2 separate regions of the Mus musculus genome follow, and region 2 is linked to region 1. A link is a contact called in ENCODE POLR2A ChIA-PET data. All regions are on one chromosome and are shown on one strand. Each heading gives the region's core, a stretch centred on a gene start or an enhancer-like site at or near the end of the contact. The rest is flanking DNA. Distances are from core to core; before and after follow the strand shown. Region 1 holds the start of Sntb2 (syntrophin, basic 2). Region 2 holds the start of Tmed6 (transmembrane p24 trafficking protein 6).

Region 1 (2,886 bases), core at 302-2,801:
CACACTCACTACCTAATTCCACTAACCTTATGTCTTGTTCACATTGGCAACTTCCTAAGGAATCATCACAGATGGTTAATTTTTGTGTGTGTGTGTGTTCACTTGACTGGGCTAAAAGACGCCTGCCTGGATGGACAGATGTAAAACCGTTCTGGGTGTGTCTGTTTCCGGAAGAAATTTTTTCCATGGTGACCTGAGTAGAGAAGATTGTCCTCAACAGTGGGAACCGGCACCATCCAATCAGGTGAGGGCTGCCAGGGAACAGTAAGACGCGGTATACTCACTCTATGAAAACTGGGACATCGCTCTCCTGCCACACTTCAGGGCTCCTGGTTTTTCATGGACTGGGCCAGCTTTTACATAGTAGCTTTCCACTCCGACCCTGCTCCCCCGCTTCTGCCCCCTCAGGCCTCTCTGGTCTTCTGATAGCTTCAGATTTCTACCTAGTCCTCAGGTCTTTGGATTTGGATTCAGAGCCTTTTTCTGCAGATGGCAGATTGTGGAGTTTAGCCTCATAATCTTGTGGCTAATCTCGCACAATCTTTGTTAACTATATATACCCGTTGGTCTGTGGGGAACTCTAAAACATCAGCATGCTGCAAATGTCTTTGACCTTGCGCACTGTGGGTTCCCAGTGCTTAAGAAGACAGGTCCCGGGCTGGCGAGGTGGCTCAGTGGGTAAGAGCACCCGACTGCTCTTCCAAAGGTCCAGAGTTCAAATCCCAGCAACCACATGGTGGCTTACAACCATCCGTAACAAGAACTGACTCCTTCTTCTGGTGTGTCTGAAGACAGCTACAGTGTACTTACATATAATAAATAAATCTTTAAAAAAAAAAAAAAAAAAAGAAGAAGACAGGTCCCCTCTAATTACAGGCCAGCAGACAGGTGATTTTTAAAAGCAGTGACAAAGTCTTGGATCCACACCTTTGATCCCATGTCACTTATGCTGTGTCCCCTGCTTGTGCTCACACCAAGACTAACCAAATGTTGTTTTATCCTGTTCTTAGGGAGGTCTGCAGTCTTTTTAACCACAGAGAATCACACCTAGCTGGTTGCCTCTGTTTTTCTTTCCCATTAGACCACAAGCTCTCTCGGCTGAGGTGCATTTTATTCAGTGTGTCTCTAGGGCCTTAAAAGGAGCCCAGCACACCTCTGAGCGCTCAGGGCTGCTTTTTTTTTTTTTTTTTTTTTTTTTTGCAATGAACCAATCAATGCAAGAATGAACGCGCCAACCCGGCCCTGCAGGATCGCAAAGAGCCTCTCTACAAGCTGACTTTGCTCTCCCTGCCCGGGCAGCTCTCGTAGAAGAGGTGAGGAGTTCGAGGAGGTCACGGAGAACCAAAGCAAAGGACGGCGGGGTGCCTCGCTGCACGAGGCGCTGCCCACCTCCGAAGAGCTTTCAGTGAACCAGGACAACCTCGCCTCCCGGAAGCGGCCTCGCCGGCCTTCCCCCCGCCCCTCCGGAAAGTGGGCGTGGCCCTCATGAATAATGAATCGCCGGGGGGAGGGGAGGGGTCCGCCCCCCTCGGGCGGGAAGGGGGAAGCGCCGAGGCTGCCTGACTGGAATCGGGGGAGCTGCAGCAACGGCGGCTGCGGGAGCAGGGCCGGCCATGGCGGTGTGGACGCGGGCCACCAAAGCGGGGCTGGTGGAGCTGCTTCTAAGGGAGCGCTGGGTGCGGGTGGTGGCCGAGCTCAGTGGCGAGAGCCTGAGCCTGACGGGCGACGCCGCCGCAGTCGAGCCTGAGCCGCCGGCGGCCGCCTTCAACGGTCTTCCGAACGGCGGCGGCGGCGAGTCTCTGCCCGGGAGCCCGAACCGTGGCCTGGGGCCGCCCAGCCCTCCCGCGCCGCCCCGCGGTCCCGCGGGGGAAGCGAGCGCCTCGCCGCCCGTGCGCCGAGTGCGAGTGGTGAAGCAAGAGGCGGGCGGCCTGGGCATCAGCATCAAGGGCGGCCGCGAGAACCGGATGCCGATCCTCATCTCCAAGATCTTCCCGGGGCTGGCGGCCGACCAGAGCCGGGCGCTGCGGCTGGGCGACGCCATCCTGTCGGTGAACGGCACCGACCTGCGCCAGGCCACCCACGACCAGGCCGTGCAGGCGCTGAAGCGCGCGGGCAAGGAGGTGCTGCTGGAGGGTGAGCGGGGGCCGAGCGGGAGGCGGCGGGGTGGCGGCCTGGGCTCGCCTGCGCGCACTTTGTTTCTGCCCACCCTGACGCCTGTGCGGGGCTCGCCGGTTCCCTCCGCCCCGGCCACCAGACCTCCTCTTGTGGGGCTCCAGAGTGTGGAAAAACTGAGGCGTCCAGCGAGAAGAAAGTTGGGCAGCCACCGAAGTGTTACTTTACCGCCCCTTAGCGAGACTCAGCTGAGATTTAGGGGGTGGGGGGAGCAGCAGCCGCGTGCGAAGCTCACCCCTAAGTCTTGCACGATAAGCTGACACTAAGCACTAACTACCGGGAGAGCGATCGGCTCGAGTTCTTTAGTCTCCTTTTTTTCCCTGTTGGGAAGCGTTGGTTGGACGCTTTCTTTAGTCACCTCGGGCTCCCCGGGCGGGCCGGTCTATTAAATCCATCCACACCGATGCCAGCAGTTTGCTTGGGCAAACCACCAAAGCACTGGTTAATTTATGGGAATTTAACCCATCATTGGCTCTCAACAATAACCAGAGAAGATCACAGCACTTTGTGGAAGGCAGAGAGCTGATACAGCAAGTTTGTGAGGTTAATGAGCCTTGTTTAACAGTGGAGGCTCACGTGTTTGAGCATTTTACTGCCAACTAGAGTTTCGCCCCTTTTGCAAGAGCCCGGTGCCAGCTTCCTATCGCTGGCAGGCGTGCTGCCGCAAGACCAGTAGACATTTTATAAGAATCCTGAAACGGGTACCATCACATA
Region 2 (3,031 bases), core at 91-2,590, 130 kb after region 1:
CACGCCTTTAATCCCATAATTCCAGCCCTTGGGAGGCAGAGGCAGGAGGATTTCTGAGTTTGAGACCAGCCTGGTCTACAGAAAGAACAAACAAACAAACAAACAAAACAAACCAGCAAGGACTGATGCTGTATCTTGTTTGAGGCCAGTGCCTGGGCTACATGAGATCCTGTCTCCCCAAGAGCCCCCACAACCTAAAAACAAAAAACCAACAAAAAAACCAAAGTTACCTCTAACTTTAATATTAAGGTCCTTGGTGGCCTAAGCCCCTTTGGGTGTACTTGCCCAAGGGATAGGCACCTTCCAAAGAGGAACAGAATTGTCTGGGTGCATAGACAAAGCTTTGAGCCGGTTATTCTACAGGTTGTTAGGATTAGCACATGCAGGAGGTCTGACCTTATCTCACCCCATGAACTCAAGTGATTTCACTTAAAATCTATTATGGGACCCTTTTCTGTCTCTCTCTTGTTTCTTCTTTCTTTTTCTTTTTTTCTGTTTTTTTTTTCTTTTTTTTTTTTTTTTCTTTCAAGACAGGGTTTTTCTGTATAGCCCTGGCTGTCCTGGAACTCACTTTGTAGACCAGACTGGCCTCGAACTCAGAAATCTGCCTGCCTCTGCCTCCCAAGGGCTGGGACTAAAGGTGTGTGCCACCACTGCCAGGCTCGTTTCTTCTTTATTGACAAGTTTCTCTGTGTAGCCCTGACTGTCCTGGAACTCACTCTGTAGACCAAGCTGACCTTGAATTTAGAGATCCCCCTGCCTCTGCTTCCTGAGTTCTGGGATTAAAGGTGTGTGCCCCACAATTATGTGACTATTTTAGCACGTGTTGTCTTTCCTCATATCCGAGGAAAGCTAAAGGTTGCCTCTCTTGTCCATTGGATTGGAACACACTTCTGTAGCTTCCAGTTCTAGACCAAGCCATATGCTTTAGCTCCCGTTGCTGGCTGTTCATCCAAGTCTCACCCAGAGTTGCTCTCTAACTGAAGGTCCACTTGATTCACAAGTGGCAGCCACAGCCTCATAGAGAACCAGACCTTGGCTTCATCAAAAGCCTGGCTCACTTTATAAAAGGTATGGCCAGAGGCCTCCACGCACCTCGTAGCTGAAGTAGAGGTATCCCATCTGGTCAGCAAATTGCCAGAAACATTCGATGGCTCCTGGAGAGACCACGATGGCAAAGTCATTCCGATCAGCTCCACGGAAGAGTGGCTGGTCCTTGGAGCCGTGTAGGGGATCTGTCTCCTGGCTCTTAACAGAAGTCACGAGGCTCAGAACTACCAGCTCAGCCACGAGGAGCAAAGGGAACATGCTGCCTTCTGTGGGTTCTTCTGCAGGTGAGCTGCTCACAATCCCGTGGAAAGGAAGTCAGCCAAGCAGCCAGCTAATCATTAACCCCACACGCCACACTTAGGACCAGTTTCAGAGCCATTGTAGATCTTCTGTAATACAGGTGCCATGCACCACAATGCCCCCCCCCCCCTCCGTTGGTGCAGTGCAGGGTCTCCTATGTAACCACACTGTTCTTTAAATATTTCTTTCATGTATACTGGTGCTTTGTCTATGTGTACACCTGCATGCCAGAAGAGGGCATCGAACCCCATGGGACTACAGTTATAGAGGGTTGTGAGGCGCCATGTGGGTTCAATTCCCAGCACCCAGGACCTCCAGAAGAGCAGCCAGTGCTCTTAACCACTGAGCCTCTCTCCAGGCTGGTCTTGAACTCAGAAATCTGCCTGCCTCTGGGTGCTGAGATCAAAGACATTGCCCACCACACCCAGCTACATAAACATTTTAGTGTACGAAGAAGTAGTGCCGGCTGCTTTTATGTCAACTTGATACAAGCTATACTCATCTGAGATGAGGGAGCCTCATTTGAGAAAACGCCTCCATAAAATCAGGCTCCAGGCAAGCCCGTAGGGAATTGATGGGGTTAGTGATTGATGGGGGAGGGCCCACTGCGCTGTGGGTGGGGCCACTCACAGGCTGCTGGTCCACCCACTGCGCTGTGGGTGGGGCCACTCACAGGCTGCTGGTCCTGGTCTCTATAAGAAGACAGAGCAAGAACTGGAGAAAGGGCTCATAAACAGCAGCAGTGCTCCACATCCTCTGCATCAGCTCCTTCCTGCAGGTCCACGTCCTGCATTGAGTTCGTGTCCTGGCTTCCTTCATTGATGAGCTGTGATGTGGAAGCCGAAGCCAAATTAAACCCTTTCCTCCCCAAGGAGCTTTTGGTCATGGTGTTTATCACAGCGGTAGAAACCCAAGCTAAGGGTGAACAAGGTGGTCCACCCCTCCTCTGACTCTCTCCTGCCTGATTGGAAAGCTCTGGAGTTTCTCCAAACCCTGAGACCTTCCATCTCTTCTTCTACTCGTGACTTCTTTGGCACCCACAGAGAGGGAAAAACTATCCAAAATCCTCTATAAAACCATTATATATTCCTGGTCCCATGGGAATAGTTGGCGAAGCTGGAGTCCTCACGTTCTAAGACGGTTTCTCAAGTTGTTGGTTTACAAACTCTAACTCCTGTAACTGTGTGTGAGTGTGTAGCAGGTAAAATAGGATTTCACAGTGTAGACCCAAGCCGGGTCAGCATTAGCCCAAGAGGCTAACATTTTTATTTCAGGAAGTCTATGACGGTCTGGGTAATAAATGCTGCTGGCAGTCTCAGGTACTTGATGCTTGGTCTCCAGTTGGTGGTACTGTTTGCTTAGTTGGTGGTACTGTTTAGTTGGTGGTACTGTTTGTTTAGTTGGTGGTACTGTTTAGTTGGTGGTACTGCTTAGTTGGTGGTACTGCTTAGTTGGTGGTACTGTTTAGTTGGTGGTACTGTTTGTTTAGTTGGTGGTACTGTTTAGTTGGTGGTACTGCTTAGTTGGTGGTACTGCTTAGTTGGTGGTACTGTTTGTTTAGTTGGTGGTACTGCTTAGTTGGTGGTACTGTTTAGTTGGTGGTACTGTTTAGTTGGTGGTACTGCTTAGTTGGTGGTACTGCTTAGTTGGTGGTACTGTTTGTTTAGTTGGTGGTACTGCT

Evidence for each region. ChIA-PET counts read pairs that join two places held with the same protein, here RNA polymerase II (POLR2A).
Region 2: POLR2A ChIA-PET joins it to region 1 with 11 read pairs in Patski. The contact joins the promoter of Tmed6 here to the promoter of Sntb2 in region 1. POLR2A ChIA-PET finds 5 or more read pairs at or near these places in 2 of 5 experiments (Patski and embryonic stem cell).

What each region holds. Positions count from the first base shown.
Region 1 is chr8:106,934,189-106,937,074 of GRCm38, forward strand. Sntb2 (syntrophin, basic 2) reads left to right here and starts at 1,552. Exons shown (of 7, transcript NM_009229.5): 1 at 1,552-2,133. The coding sequence starts at 1,614.
Region 2 is chr8:107,064,304-107,067,334 of GRCm38, forward strand. It overlaps Tmed6 (transmembrane p24 trafficking protein 6), which reads right to left and starts at 1,341. Exons shown (of 4, transcript NM_025458.2): 1 at 1,096-1,341. The coding sequence starts at 1,308.